Regions from separate parts of the Homo sapiens genome. Here region 1 is linked to region 2. Evidence: read pairs that join two places in POLR2A ChIA-PET (ENCODE). Cell type or tissue: PC-3. All regions are shown on one strand.

Region 1 (8,000 bases), 130 kb after region 2:
ATCTATGTTAGTTGGCACCTTAAGATACTAGTGCAGCTAGATTTCATTTAGGGAAATCACCAGTAACTTGACTGACCAATTGATTTTAGAGAGAAAGTAACCAAACCAAATATTTATCTGGGCAAAGTCATAAATTCTCCACTTGAATGCGCTCATGAAAAATAAGGCCAAAACAAGAGTTCTGGGCCACAGCTCAGCCCAGAGGGTTCCTGGGGATGGGAGGCCTCTCTCTCCCCACCCCCTGACTCTAGAGAACTGGGTTTTCTCCCAGTACTCCAGCAATTCATTTCTGAAAGCAGTTGAGCCACTTTATTCCAAAGTACACTGCAGATGTTCAAACTCTCCATTTCTCTTTCCCCTTCCACCTGCCAGTTTTGCTGACTCTCAACTTGTCATGAGTGTAAGCATTAAGGACATTATGCTTCTTCGATTCTGAAGACAGGTCCCTGCTCATGGATGACTCTGGCTTCCTTAGGAAAATATTTTTCTTCCAAAATCAGTAGGAAATCTAAACTTATCCCCTCTTTGCAGATGTCTAGCAGCTTCAGACATTTGGTTAAGAACCCATGGGAAAAAAAAAATCCTTGCTAATGTGGTTTCCTTTGTAAACCAGGATTCTTATTTGTGCTGTTATAGAATATCAGCTCTGAACGTGTGGTAAAGATTTTTGTGTTTGAATATAGGAGAAATCAGTTTGCTGAAAAGTTAGTCTTAATTATCTATTGGCCACGATGAAACAGATTTCAACTGATAAAGAGCTGGAGAACTCCATGTACTTTGGAATCTCCTCCAAGATAGCCAGAGTTTAATACATCTTCATTCTCAACACTCTCCAAAGAACTTGACCTACCTTATGGGTTCCATATTTTTCTTCTTAAATGTGCATCAATCATGCCTTGCCCCCAACCTTTAAATATATTCTTAGACCTGGTAAATGCACTCAGACTTGCGTCTTTAGGAATTTTTAACTTTCTTTCACTACATTGGCACTTAAATTTTTTCTTTATAAAGCTTTTTGAAGGTCATAAACAAAGACCATAATTGATGATAGACCTAATACATTTCCTCTGTGTGTGTGTGTAACATTCCAAATACTTTTTTTTTCTTTTCCACTGTTTGTAAGGTGCAACAATTTAATATTTTTAAGGGACTTTTTAAGAGTTCCTTAAGAACCAATTTAAAATTACTTCAGTGCAATCCTACACAGTATCAACATTAGAATTTTGATATTAGTCTTATGTTATCTTCCATTCTATTTTTATCTGCTTTTTGCTGCTAGTTTCAAACTGCCAGTATTTTTCCTTTTGCTTTTAAAATAGTTACAATATTTTTCATGATAGCCACAGTATTGCCACAGTTTATTATAATAAAGGGTTTTTATTTGATTTAGCGCATTCAAAGCTTTTTTCTATCACTTTTGTGTTCAGAATATAACCTTTGTGTGCGTGTATGTTGTGTGTGTGCATGTGTGGCGTATATGTGTGTTACAGGTTAATGCCTTCTTGGAATTGTGTTAATGTTCTCTTGGTTTATTATGCCATCAGAATGGTAAATGAGAACACTACAACTGTAGTCAGCTCACAATTTTTAAATAAAGGATACCACAGTGCATGCTGTTTGTTCAATCTTTGCAGACTTCTCTTTCTTTCCATGCTACCAGTTGTAAAGGACACAGCTATATCCTGGAAATGAAAAACAAACACTGTGGTGCCTAGATGTGAAGAACTGGCTTATGTGGTTGTGTTTTGCTATGGAACAGAATGATTTAGGAAGTTCTTGTTTATATAGGTAGCCGAATTTACACATTTAGTTCAAAATTTCTCTTGAGCATCAGCTTAGTACTATATCAATCATTCTAGAAGGATATCTTATAGAGCAGGTGTCCCCAACCCCCGGTAAGTAGCCTGTTAGGAACCAGGTCACACATAAGGAGGTTAGCAGTGGGCAAGTGAGCAAAGCATCATCTATATTTACAGCCGATCCCCATTGCTCGCATTACCGCCTGAGCTCTGCCTCCTGTCAGATCAGCGGCAGCATCAGGTTCTCTCAGGAACGAACTCTATTGTGAACTGCTCATGTGAGGGATCTAGGTTTCACGCTCCTTATGAGAATCTAACACCTGATGATCTGTCACTGTCTCCCATCACCCCTAGATGGGACAGTCTAGTTGCAGGAAAACAAGCTCAGGGCTTCCACTGATTCTACATTATGATGAGTTGTATACTTATTTTATATTATAATAAAATATATTATTACAATGTAATAATAATAGAAATAAAATGCACAATACATGTAATGTGCTTGAATAATCCCAAAACCACCCCCTCTCCTGGTCCATGGAAAAACTGTCTTCCATGAAAGTGGTCCCTGGTGCCAAAAAGGTTAGGGACCACTGTTACAGAGTATCAGGTCCTCAAGATGCTAAAATCTATATGACATTTTTAACATGTGACATTATCATCATCATCATCATCATCATCACTGATGATACTATTTACCAGGGCATGGTTTGAATTGGTGACTTTGGTGCAGTTCATTATTGGCAGCCAAATGCTTTATCCATACCTTCATATTGAAGAATTTGTTATCAGGAAACTACCAGTCCTGCTTTACAGGAAGTCTGTTATCAGATATCAGATGGCAAGTTCCCCATGTCTTCAGATGTTCAAACAATATTGTGGATGGTCTAGAAAGAGTTTAAGACATGCTGTTAAATGTAGGGCTAGATAATTCTCTGATTCTTTGATGTAGTCTGGAAAGAAACAATCCATTGTCCAGTTAATAAATATTTAGTGTTTTCATTTTTAAGACACTCACAATCCACAAATGTCCCTAACAATTTATTATTTTTAAAGAAAATGACTTTTTATTCCTTGCTAGTGAAAAATGTACAATTTATATGCTGCACTGAGAAAAATAACAGATATACTTTCTTCCATTCATTTTCATCCCAAACATATAAAAAATAATCCATTGATTGTTCCTTGCATTGCATATCTTATTAAAAGATATTTCCTACATGCAACTAATAAGACATGCTGACTGTTGTCAGCTCTAAATTTATGTAAAGATTTTTTATTTTTGTTAAAATGTTTGAAATTTGCTTTTTGCTCCACACCTCACCTGTTTTTGATAAATCTGTGCTAATAAGTACATAGGAGGTAATAAATAATTGAGTTGTGAGAAACCCAATTCTCCATTTTTCAAGAAAACACAAGTAGCACTACTCTCTTTATCCCTTGGGACTCCTTCCTGTAATTTGAAAGGGGGGGCTAATGTTGGTGGCAGTTGTTGCTAAGGATCTCTGCACAGAGTTAGGGCTTCACTCTCGGCTTCCTGGTTAGATGGGGCCATGTGACTAGTCCTAGTCAGTGAGCTGTGACCAGAAGTGATGTATGTACCCTCGGGACCAGAGCATTTATGTGCTGGTACAAGCCTCTCCATAATGACGGGCAACACATGAGATGGTGGCTGCTGCAGCCATCTGGGTCTCTAGCCAACCCAAAATGGGGACATAACACAAGCAAGAAATAAACATTTGTTCTTATAAATCACCAAGATTTTGGGGTTCTCAGTGGCTGCAACATAACCTAGACTATCCTGATACAGGCTTATCACCATGTTCTGGATGTGTGGTGACCAGGATGGTAGCCACTACTCACAAGTGGCTATTTAAATTTAAGTTACTTTAAAAAATAAAATAAAAAATTCAGTTCCTCAGTTGTATGAGTTACATTTCAAATGCTCGACAGTCACATGTACATCACTTTTCAAATTATGTGAAATTAAAACTGAAAAGCTTGTGTGAAAGTCTAGAGAGTATGGTCTATAGTTTCATCAATTGTATTGGATAATATAGTCTCGATACTCAAGTGTTGTTGTTCTTAATTCTTTATTTATATTCAAATATAGTTTTTCACTTTTTAAGACATTTTAAAGGCTGGGTACAGTGGTACACACCTGTAGTCCCAGCACTTTGGGAGGCCAAGGCAGGAGAATCGCTTGAGGCCAGAAGTTCAAGACCAGCCTGCACAACATAGCAAGACCCCATCTCTATTTCTTTAAAAAAAATTAATTAAAAAATAAAAAGACATTTTAAAAGTACCAGTTCTGGCCAGGCGCGGTGGCTCACGCCTGTAATCCCAGCACTTTGGGAGGCCAAGGCAGGCGGATCACGAGGTCAGGAGATCGAGACCATCCTGGCTAACACGGTGAAACCCCGTCTCTACTAAAAATACAAAAAATTAGCCGGGCGTGATGGCGGGCGCCTGTAGTCCCAGCTACTCGGGAGGCTGAGGCAGGAGAATGGCATGAACCCGGGAGACAGAGCTTGCAGTGAGCGGATATTGCGCCACTGCACTCCAGCCTGGGCGACAGAGTGAGACTCCATCTCAAAAAAAAAAAAAAGTACCAGTTCTATGCTTCTGACCTCAAAATCTAAATAGTCCTGCAATTCACAAGCAACTCTCAGATTATTTCTGATATGAGACAACCAACAAGGCCAACATTCTCCAACGTCTTTGGAATTTGCTACTTGAGATGGGGGATCACCAGTGGGGACTATGAGATGGATGCAGAAAGGGAGACAGGGCTGCTGAGGCAGAATTTCCTCAACCATGGGTCAAAAGGCAGAGGAGCCATCCTGAGGCTACAATCCTTCCAAACTCAGCTGCCTTTTATCAGAACTCCCTTCCCACTGGAATTCAAAACACTCAGGAGATCTAAAGTGCTTGGGGACAACATTGAATTTCTAACCGCTGCTGGCTGGAGATTTTAGCCCATAGGCCTTACCCGTGTTCCAAATGCTTATACCCTGCAGGAAGCGCTTCATGTCAGAGACTTCAGTCCCCCGAGTCTCTGTTTGAGGCCTGTGGTAAATTTTCACAAGATATTTTGTGACTCTCTTAGACTAGATTTCTTTCGGCTGGAGATAACTAAGGGAGAAGGAGGTTACAAATTAACCTAAGTCAATTTGGTCATTCATATTTATTATTAATAACATCTTTAAGGCAGGTATCAGTAGCCTCCAATAGTTAAGATAAGATTGAGCTATGGGGCTTCTCCACAACCACGCTTCAGGTGGTATGTTTCAAAGATAGTCTCAGGCCAAACTTGTCAAACACCTATTAGCCAGCAGCCATACAACCGATTCTGCAAGCTCCATGAAGTCCCAGATATGCCTCTCCAGAAAGCACCTTGCATGTTGTCACTGAAGGCAAATCCTGCAGTGTGCTTGGGTAGGAGGCAGCTAACCTGGTTAATCAGTGGAGTCAGTTCCTCTTGGTGCTATCCTAGGAACCAACTTGTCCAACTTACCCACCATTTTCATTCCCTCTGTAAAATAAGTTACTACCTCTTACCTCTACCTCTTACTACAGCTGTGTAGCTTGTGCCTCAGTTTCCACAGTTATAAAATTAGAGTTATAGTAGTTCCTCACTCATGGCTTGATAGAAAGATTAAACAAGCTCTATGTGCCTGACCTTATGGTACGCCCTCATTCTGGCACTCAGAGATGCTAAGATGTATCAGAAACAATCTCTACTCTGAAAGAACAGATTACATTTCTGCAGGAAAAAAAAAACCCCAAATATGTGAAAAAGTTATATTCAGTCAGCCCTCTGTATCCATGCATTCCAAATCTATGGATTCAATCAACTGGAGATGAAAAATATTTGGTGGGAGGCTAGGTGTGGTGGCTCGTGCTTGTAATGCTAGCACTTTGGGAGGCCGAGGTGGGCAGATCACCTGAGGTCAGGAGTTCAAGACCAGTCTGGCCAATATGGTGAAACCCTGTCTCTACTAAAATATAAAAATTAGCTGAGCATGATGGCAGGTGCCTGTAATCCCAGCTACTAAGGAGGCTGAGACAGGAGAATTGCTTGAAACCGGGAGACAGTGGTTGCAGTGAGCCGAGATCACACCACTGCACTCCAGCCTGGGTGGCTGAGCGAGATGCTGTCCCCAAAAAAAAAAAAAAATATATATATATATATATATATATATATATATATATATATATATATATATAAATAAACTATATATGTAAAATTATATATAATATATAAAATATATATTATATATAATATATAAAATATATATACTATATATCATATATATTATATTATATATTATATATAAAATATATTATTATATTTATATATTATATATAAAATATATATATAATATAAAATATAGTATATAAAATGTAAAATATATATAGTATATAAAATATAAAATATATATAGTATATAATATAAAATATATAGTATATAATATAAAATATATATAGTATATATAATATAAAATGTATAGTATATATAATATAAAATGTATAGTATATATAATATAAAATATATAGTATATATAATATAAAATGTATAGTATATATAATATAAAATATATAGTATATATAATATAAAATATATATTATATATTATATATAATATAAAATTATATATTATAAAATATATATTATATATAATATAAAATATATATTATAAAATATATATTATATATAATATAAAATATATATTATATATATTATATAATATATAATATATATTTGGGGGTGGGGAGTTCCACAAAATTCCAAAAAGCAAAACTTGAATTTGCTGTTCACCTAGTACTACATTGAATCTATGTGAAAGAAGTGATGTGTAGGCATTGTATTAGGTATTATAAGTAATCTAGAGATGATTTAAAGCATACAGGAAAATGTGCATAGGTTACATGCAAATACTACATATGCCATTTTATATAAGGGACTTGAGCAACTGCAGATTTTGTTATCTGTGGGGGTGTCCTGGAACCAATACCCCACTAACAACTGTACTAAAGATGGAAGGTATTATTTTAAGTTCTACCCACCTCCCAAAAAAAAGGATCTTTGAAACTGAAAGTGCCATGCAATTGTACAAAAAAACAATTGCTGTGAGTTTAGGAAATGTTACAAATCTAAATCTCGTTCTAAGGAAAATTTTAACTTCCAATCCCTAAATATTCCCTTCTTAACAGTCAAAGGAGAAAAGCTCATCTGACCTTATGAATATTATTTTTCTATCAAGAGGAAATTTCCCAGAGTTAGCTTGACTTAAACTAATTACACTTTAAGTTTTATCCTGACACATCCCCTAAGTTCTAATTGATATTTGCAAAAGCTGACTTACATTGACTTGTTTCTGGCTGCATATTAACCACAGAACAAATAGGGCTCTGAAGGCTGAGTAGATGTCTTTTTCAAATTGTCTAGAAAGCTAAAAACTGAGACTCCTGTTTTCAGAAGAATCAGGAGATGAAGGAAATATCAGCTTAGGAAATAGGAACCTACCACAGTAGAGAGAAAGTCAAACATGAATTACTCAAGAGAAGCAGTGATTCTCTACCCCTCAGAACTTCCATTAAACTGATAGTAAAGGGATAACAATGTTTTTAAAAAAGATGTCCCCGGTGTGTGATGTTCCCCTTCCTGTGTCCATGTGTTCTCATTGTTCAGTTCCCATCTGTGAAGGTAACAAACCTGCACATTGTGCACATGTACCCTAAAACTTAAAGTATAATAATAATAAAATAAAATAGAGATATAAACTCTTCAAATATAAAGACAAATACAGGTGATGATAGATGGAAAATGTCAGAATTATGGAAGATGGAAAACAAAGAATGGATAACTGACGTAGAGCAGAGAAACTGAAGCTAACATCCTGCATTGGAGGAAGCCAACAGAAAGACAAGTCAGTCTGCCCTGAATTCCCCAAAGGCTAGAGGCTAGACAGCCAGGTACCTATGAAAGGGAGCCTCACAAGGTATGACTCATACATGCAAACCAAGGTCTTTGAGGTCAAAGCAGCTCAAAAGTCCACTAGGAGATAAAGGCAGAGGCAGGGATTGTTGGGAGTTAGGACAGAGCAGGGGCCAAGAGTCAGGAGGTTACTCTGGACTCTTCGATACTACCCATGTCAAAGTGCAGAAAAGACTCTGATCCCAGAAAGGCAGTTGTTTG
Region 2 (8,000 bases):
AGTATGTTCTGACCCGATTCAGTCTTTCTGTATCACCTGACAAACAGAGCTAGGTCTACCTTATCCCTTCCACCACTGAACTTTCCAATCCTAAGACCTGCCAGCATTCTCTTTTACTTGTCTTTGAAAAATCTAAGATCAAATACCGTCAGTGTCTTGGCCTCTCCTTTTTCTCAGCAACTTGCTTCTGTCCTCACCAGTTCTCTTAACTCATTCTTCTATTTTTTGCATTTCTACTTTAATCCCCTTTCCACTTATTTTTCTACATAACCTTACTGTTCTGCCAGATTTTCATACTTTTACAAAATTAATTTTGCCTTATCTAACAATTTGCAACTTCAAATTTTTCCTATAAATAGACCCTGTTAGTAATTTTAGCCTAAATTCTTTTTGTCTTGATGTGAACTCTCTGTTAACTCATATTAAAATAAGCATCCATCAATTCCATTTTTAGCTGACTGCTTTATGTGATATGTTTTCATCATACCCTCTTACCCTGACATAGAAGTATCTCTCCCCAGCATTCTTTTGCTATTCTTTGGGAAAGTGCCATGTTTTTGCTTTTATTTATTTTTTAAGGAAGAAAGGAATTTAAGCCTTTTGGATTAAGATATTTAGCTCCCAAGACTTTTTAAAATGCTCAGTCTAATTTTTTTTATTGTGGTAAAATATACATACCTAACATAAAATTTACCATTTTAACCATTTTAAAGTGTACAATTGTCATTAAGTACATTCACAGTGTTGTGCAGCCATCACTGCTATCTCATTCCAGGACTTGTTTATTACCCCAAATGGAAACCCCATACCTATTGAGCATTAATTCCCCATCCCCTCCTCCCCCAGCTCCTGGCAACTACTAACCACCATCTTTCTCTATGGATTTGCCTCTCCTGGACATTTCATATGAACGGAATCCTATCATACATGGCCTTTTGGGTCTGAGCTCCTTCACTTAATGCACTTTTTCAATGTCCATCCATGTTGTACCACGTGTTAGTACTTCATTCCTTTTACAGCTGAATAATACTTCATTGTATGGATGCACCACATTTTCTTTATCCATTCATCAGTTAATCAGTCTAATTTTTATAAAATCTTTATTCCCAGATGAAATGAGTGATACAGTAGTGTGGGTAGTACAATGGATGGTACACGGATATTTTGTGATGAAATGTTAGAGACTGGATAATGCTGTTGTATGGAGCGTGTTTAGAAGGCCCTATCCATCCTCTATTTGGATGCCAGATTTTACTTTCTTCCTCCCTGCCCCTTTTTTTGCAACTAGATTATGTTTTTCATGTTTTATTTCTTCTTTACCATTGTATTTATAGGTTTTAGAAAATACAGCTGAATAAAATTACTCAGAGTACCACAACCCCCAAAATAATCAGTATTAATAACATGATACCTTTTCTTGTCATTTTCCTGTCTTTGGGTATTTTAGTTTTACCTAATTATGATCACATTAAATAGGTAATTTTGTATGCTGCACAAAATGTATTTAACAAATATTTAAATACCTACAATGTGCTGGGATTTGTTCCGGATACATCTGATGAGTGAATAAGAAGTTCTAGTGGGGATATGGGTTGGGTCTTTAGCATATAGATGATATTTAAAGCTATGGGACTAAGACCTCCTGGGAGAAATTAGATGGAGCTGGGGAGAGGCCCAGGACTCAGCCCTAGGGTGCCCCAGCATGCAAAGGTTGAGCAGAGAAGGAGGTTGAGAGAAGATGAATAACCTGGTAAAAGCAGGAAAGTCTAGAAGAGAAAGTGCTTTGAAGGGGAGTGGGACCTTGTGTCAGATACTACTGAGCATCTGAGTGAGATGGAGACAGAGTGTCAACCATTGGGTTTGACAAGATTGTGGCTGGGATGGAGCCCAGTGGAGCGGAGAGGATCATAGCCCATTTGGAGTGTGCTGAGGAACGAATGAGATAATATCCTAACATGTACCTGCACGTTTCAGATATTCTTAAACATAATTTAATGGCAGAATAAGATGTCTAATTGTACATTTTACCTGACTACTTATTTTCTTCCTACTGAGTGACATTTATGTTGCTTCTAACTTTCACTATTACAAATAAGATAAAAGTGAATAGCTGTGTAAACTTTCTCTTCTAACTTTAGCGTCGTTTCCTTTGAATGGAGTCACAGAAACGGAGGTGCTGTCCCAAGAGCAGAGCATCTTTAAAGCTTATGATTTTTCCTCACTCAAGTATTTCCAGGAGGACTGGACAGTTGGCTCTGCCTCCAGCAGCATCTGAGGGCCCAGCATCTTGACTGTCAGTTGGGTCCTTTCAAAACAAGTCTCTCCTTTTATCAATTTAGAAGTTCTTTTACTTTTGAATAGAGAATGGAATGACAAAAACCAAAACACTTTCAGGAATGAAAACTAGACACAGCTCACTAAGTAATGTTAAACAGAAATGCCTGTATCGTAATCACCAATTATATGGAGCCACAGCTTAAATGTGATGCCAGTGTTTGTTATTAATCCCTTTTCACTAAAGTTCTGGTGGAATCTTAAACCGGGTGTGGCTGATGAAAATAGCCATGATTTTTCTCCTCCACACCTATGTTCTTACACAGTCATATAAATGTGATCAGAGTCAAAGTTAAGGAAGTTTACTCTTTTGCAGTAAACTCCCTGCAAATTCCCCACAGCAACTGTCTGCTGATATCAGAGGATGACTCTACCCTCCCTGGGATAGGGTTTTATAAACATCCCCAGCTTGCGGCAAAAGAAGAACAACTTTCAGGGTGATCATCATCTCAAAAAAGACCTCTTCCTCCCACCCCACCCCTCAAAATAAAACTCCCACTACTTTAGAGTTATTTCATGGTGACATTGTGAATTGTCCCTCCCAGCTGCAGGAGCTGGATGAAAGGAGCTAACCCCAGCTGCCTTGCTGGCTTTGCTATTTAATGGCCTCCTGCCTAGCACGGCAACAGCTCACCCAGGATCAGCAGCGCCCAGTAGGATAGCGCCTACTATGGCCTCATCATCTCACCTAGGACCGACTGGCAGTGCCCAGCATAGCAGCGCCTTGCCCAGGACTGGCAGTGTCTAGCATAGCAGCGCCTTGCCCAGGACTGGCAGTGTCCAGCATAGCAGCGCCTTGCCCAGGACTGGCAGTGTCCAGCATAGCAGCACCTTGCCCAGGACTGGCAGTGTTCAGTGTGGCAGCACTGCAGATTCTGCAGGAGCTGCTGGCTCCGCTGTAGCTCATCTGCAGTGACCTGTCCTGCTCTCTTTCAGCTTGCTGCTACTTGCCAGGCCTTAAGTGGAAGAATGGAGTGTTGATTGTGTCAGTCAAGAGTAGGTGTGGTAAGAGATAGGCATGGGCCTTTCCCTCCCTCCCTTTAACTGAGAAAATGTTCTGGAGAGGTCCTGAATCACCCCCAAATAATCCCCAAAATGGAAGGTAGAGCGTACTACCCTAACAACTCAGCAGGGTGGTTGAGAGTTTTAGAATCTGGCAGACCTGGGTGAATTTCTGCACTGTTACTGACTTTGTGACCTTGTATGGATGACTTAACTTCTCTGAATCTTATTTCTCTCATCTGTTTAAAAAATAGGATAATGTAGTATCAGCTTCATAAAATTATTGCAAGAAATTCACATGATAATGTATGTAAACACCTACCATAGTATCCATAGTGACACAGCCCATGCTCAGTCAAGATTAATGATCACCATCACTATCCCACCCACCCCTGCTGTTGAATCTTTTTACTTTCATTGCTCCAAGTTGGTGGCTCAGACCTGACTCATCAACTCTTTTTCTTGCAGGAAGTTTTGCGAAGCAGCTTGGTCAGCCTGTTGTTTCCAAAACCTTAGGGTAAGTCCTGGATGTTCAAGACAGAGTAAGGGTTGGATTGCTTTCCTGCTGACTTGAGCAGGATAGGTCTGGGGAGTAAGTCTTGGCTCTCCTAGGTTATAATAACCAAAGGGCGGGAGCCTAGTACAATGAGATGTGTCATTTACACAGCACCTCCTGACCTGGCTGCCTCTGTGATTGGCTCCTTTGACTGGCCCAGCTGCTAAATGTAAGGAAGTGGGAGAGGTGGCCAGAGTCTGCAGTGGACTCTAACAATCAAGGCAATAGTCAGAAGATTGAAATAAGCAAGCCTAGAAGAGGCGGGTAACAGTAGCTGCTGTAACAGACAAGCCTCAAATCACAGTGGCTCAACCCAGGGAAAGTTTGTTTCTTACTCAGGGAAAGTTCAGTTCAGATATCCTGGAACATGGGGAGAGCCTTCCACATTATCTTCCAGGAGCCCAGGCTTCTTCCATTTTATAGTTTCATCTCCTAGGCCCTTGAGCCCCCACTGGGCCTTCTGCATCTCACCAGCAGAGTGGACGAGAGACTGCAGAGCCTCACAGGAGGTTCTTATGAGTCGGCCCTGGAAGTGGCATACAGCTCTTCTGCTCATGGTCTCCTGGCTAAAACCCAGGCTTTCAGCCAGGGCTCAGTGGAATTCAGGCATGCCTAACTGCAAGGAAGGCTAGTAAATGAAGTCTAGCTGCATGCCCAAGAGGTAGAGGAAATAGGTTTTGGTGCCACACATTTTTCTAGAGAGAGCATGAGAAAGTTTCTGAGGCATAAAATTGGGAAGGCTACACTTTGATGGCTTCTGACCTTAACTTAGTGCCTTTGAGTGAGGTGGAGAGAGGATGGTTGAATTGCTGCCTTGTCTGGGACTGGATTCTCTGCCAATTTCCTTACAGGGATAGATTTTCAGCTCCAGCAGTGGAGACCCGTCCTAGCATCTGGGGGGAGTGCCCACCAAAGTTTGCTACCAAGCTGGGCCGAGTTGTGGTCAAAGAAGGACAGATGGGACGATTCTCCTGCAAGATCACTGGCCGGCCCCAACCGCAGGTCACCTGGCTCAAGGTGAGGTTTCTGTCTGCCCTGACCCTGATCCAGCCTGTATTAGTCTGTTCTCATGCTGCTAATAGACATACCCGAGACTGGGTAATTTATGAAGGAAAGAGGTTTAATGGACTCACCGTTCCACATGGCTGGGGAGGCCTCACAATCATGACAGAAGGTGAATGAGGAGCCAAGTCATGCCTTATATGGCGGCAGGCAAGAGAGCATGTGCAGGGGAACTCCTCTTTATAAAACCATCAGATCACATGAGACTTATTCACTGTCATGAGAATAGCATGAGAAAACCCACCCTATGATTCAGTTACCTCCCACTGGGTCCCTCCCACAACACGTGGGAATTATGGGAGCTACATTTCAAGATGAGATTTGGGTGGGGACACAGCCAAACCATATCATAGCCCTAGGGACCCTGAAAATTCAGGGTTAGACCCTTCAACTAGTAGGAGTCTTTCCATTCTGTTCCTCCTGTTTCAGGCGGTTCTCAGGGGTTCTCTGTATGTTTGTTAGGGATGCATGTTCCTGTCCCTATTACAACTCTCCCTCTGTTACTCAGACCACAGTGTTCTGACAATTCTCACACTCACAAAATAGCAGAAAACTTCTGAGTCAAGACAAGCCTGACAATCTCAAGAGTGGACTGTGAAGTTAGGGTTCTAGGTGTTAAGCCACAGCTCCCTGGTTTATAAAGCCTGTGAAGCTGGATAAGTCATTTGACTTCTTGGAATCCTGGTTTCCTTATCGGTGAGATAGAAATAATACCACCTACCTCAAAATATTGTCAGGAGCCTCCATGTAGAAGGGATTTATAAATCATTCAGGGCTGGGGGAAGTGAAGCTTAAGGGGGAGAGGTGGGCGGGCAGGGAGGCAGTGGCATGGGGTTGGGGATGGCTGTTAAACAGGGCAGTGAGGATCCTAGGGGAACAGGTAGAGTCATGGCCAGGGGAATAGGTTTTTCAGAGTTGGAATGCCTGGGTAAAAGTGGGTATTGACACCTTTTACCTGCTTCCTAATTCTCTTGAACTCCCCTAGGAAAAGAATAAAAGGAATGGGGAGGTAAGGAAAAACTGAAGTGAGGAATATGGGATTTCCTACCTCAAACTCAGGCTCCTTTGAAACAGTTTTCAGGCAACTGCTCTAAGCAGGACAGAGCACCACACCACATCCACAGACCTCAAGTCAGGGCCCCTGAACTGTTTAAAGTTGGCTCTCTGAGCACATTGACAGGGCCCACAGCAGAGGACGCTGCTGCCCAGGCCCTGGAGTCTATCCCACTAGGATTGGCAGGAGGCAGGAGGACACAGCCAGAAGGTGAGCAGATTTGTATGACCAAGTTACCCCATTGCCATCCACAGGGAAATGTTCCACTGCAGCCGAGTGCCCGTGTGTCTGTGTCTGAGAAGAACGGCATGCAGGTTCTGGAAATCCATGGAGTCAACCAAGATGACGTGGGAGTGTACACGTGCCTGGTGGTGAACGGGTCGGGGAAGGCCTCGATGTCAGCTGAACTTTCCATCCAAGGTATCGACCAGTGGACGGCTAGTGCAGAACGATCCCTGCCTGGTGCCGCACCCTCCTAGAGGAGCTGCTTGTTCACTGCGCACCTGTGTGTGTATACACCTGGCCCACTCACACACCCAGGCACTCCCCAGGGGCAGGTCTTTTTTTTTTTTTTCTCTTCAGACAGAGTCTTGCTCTGTCGCCCATGCTGGAGTGCAGTGACATGACCTCAGCTCACTGCAACCTCCGCCACCCAGGTTCAAGCGATTCTCCTGCCTCAGCCTCCTGAGTGGCTGGGACTACAGGCACACACCACCACGCCCGGCTGATTTTTGTATTTTTTGTAGAGACAGGGTTTTACCATGTTGGCCAGGCTGACCTCAAGTGATCTGCCTGCCTTGGCCTCCCAAAGTGCTGGGATTACAGGTGTGAGCCACCACGCCCGGCCACAAGGGGCAGGTCTTTGACAAGAAGAAAGGGTGAACAGGGCAGCGCAGACCTGGCCACGAGGGAAGATGCCCTGTGCTTGGCTGCCACCTTCCCTTGTGTTCCCATAGTCTCCCCCACCATGTCTTCAGTCCTTTCTTCTCACCCGGACTCCCTTTTGTATCTGTGGTTGCCAACTGGAAGAATGAATGTTGCTAACGTCTTGCCATCACCCCAAATTTAACCTGCCCAGAATTTACTGATAATTTACTCTGTCTTTCAAGTCAGGCGATCCTTCGACTTGACCCCCTCTACCAGGGTTCCCATGTTCCTTCACACCCAGACTGGACTTTCCAGCATCCTTTTGACCCCTGCCTCTTTCTCCTTGAGTCGTCAGCCCTGTCAGTTCTTCCTTGTAAGTCTTGTTGAACACGTCTCCTCCTTACAGTTCTTTGGTTCCTCAAGTCCGGGCTGAGGAGGGAGTGCAGGGATGGGGAAGGGGCTGCATGTCACTTTACTGGAGCAGGAACTCGGGGGTCAGGAAGGGAAGTGGCTTTCAGTCCTTCCTCCTTCTTTGTCCCTCTCTTTTCTTCTGATTTTTCTGTTCTGCATCTCCTTCTTCTTAGAAACGATTCATCTTTGCTCTTGTTACTTTTTTTGGCCTGGGTATTTTTCACAATCTACAGAAAGAAATATATTTCACAGTACATTGCAACCCAGAACATGTATACATAGGTAAACAAGTTTCAGGAAACCATCCTGACCGTACTGTGTACAGTGCATGCTGGTATTCTCTATTTCACTTGACATCACTAAAACAAGAAATCCTGGTCCTGACCGGAGGACCTGACTTGGTGGCTCACTGCTGAATAAGGAGATGCCACCAGACACCCAGAGCAATGTGTGCCTGCCCTGACATTCAGTTAAATACTATTCCCTCCTGATGGACTTCATGACAAAATATGTTGCCTGATATTTGTTTTAAAATACTCAAAAACAAATAAACGAAAGAAAACAAAAATGGATATATAAGACTGGCAAAATGTGGTATCTCCTTAATCGTGGTGATGGCTTTCAGGGTTTGTTATCTCTTTCTACTATTGTATATTTTTAAGTTTACCATGATAAAATTTGAGAAAGAATATAGCAGGAAAAATATGTATTTTA

Evidence for each region. ChIA-PET counts read pairs that join two places held together with the same protein. Peaks named below come from ENCODE experiments on the same cell type or tissue, not always from the same donor. Only the 100,000 strongest peaks of a DNase experiment are listed, where the experiment ranks them.
Region 1: POLR2A ChIA-PET joins it to region 2 with 13 read pairs; 2 of 35 experiments call an interaction of 5 or more read pairs at or near these places.

The regions. Positions count from the first base shown.
Region 1 is chr3:123,605,921-123,613,920 of GRCh38, reverse strand. MYLK (myosin light chain kinase) reads left to right here. Exons shown (of 34, transcript NM_053025.4): 34 at 1-3,872. All of the region lies in intron 2 of MYLK-AS1 (MYLK antisense RNA 1), which reads right to left. Among named protein-coding and RNA genes, the nearest start is that of MYLK-AS1, 24 kb to the right of the region's middle. RefSeq lists an enhancer at 3,458-3,507. In PC-3, no CTCF peak of the experiment used is centred here; a DNase peak (open chromatin) is centred at 7,770; H3K27ac peaks cover 320 bases.
Region 2 is chr3:123,735,806-123,743,805 of GRCh38, reverse strand. MYLK (myosin light chain kinase) reads left to right here. Exons shown (of 34, transcript NM_053025.4): 6 at 3,805-3,853; 7 at 4,744-4,909; 8 at 6,263-6,428. Among named protein-coding and RNA genes, the nearest start is that of MYLK-AS2, 50 kb to the right of the region's middle. In PC-3, no CTCF peak of the experiment used is centred here; a DNase peak (open chromatin) is centred at 3,795; H3K27ac peaks cover 1,757 bases.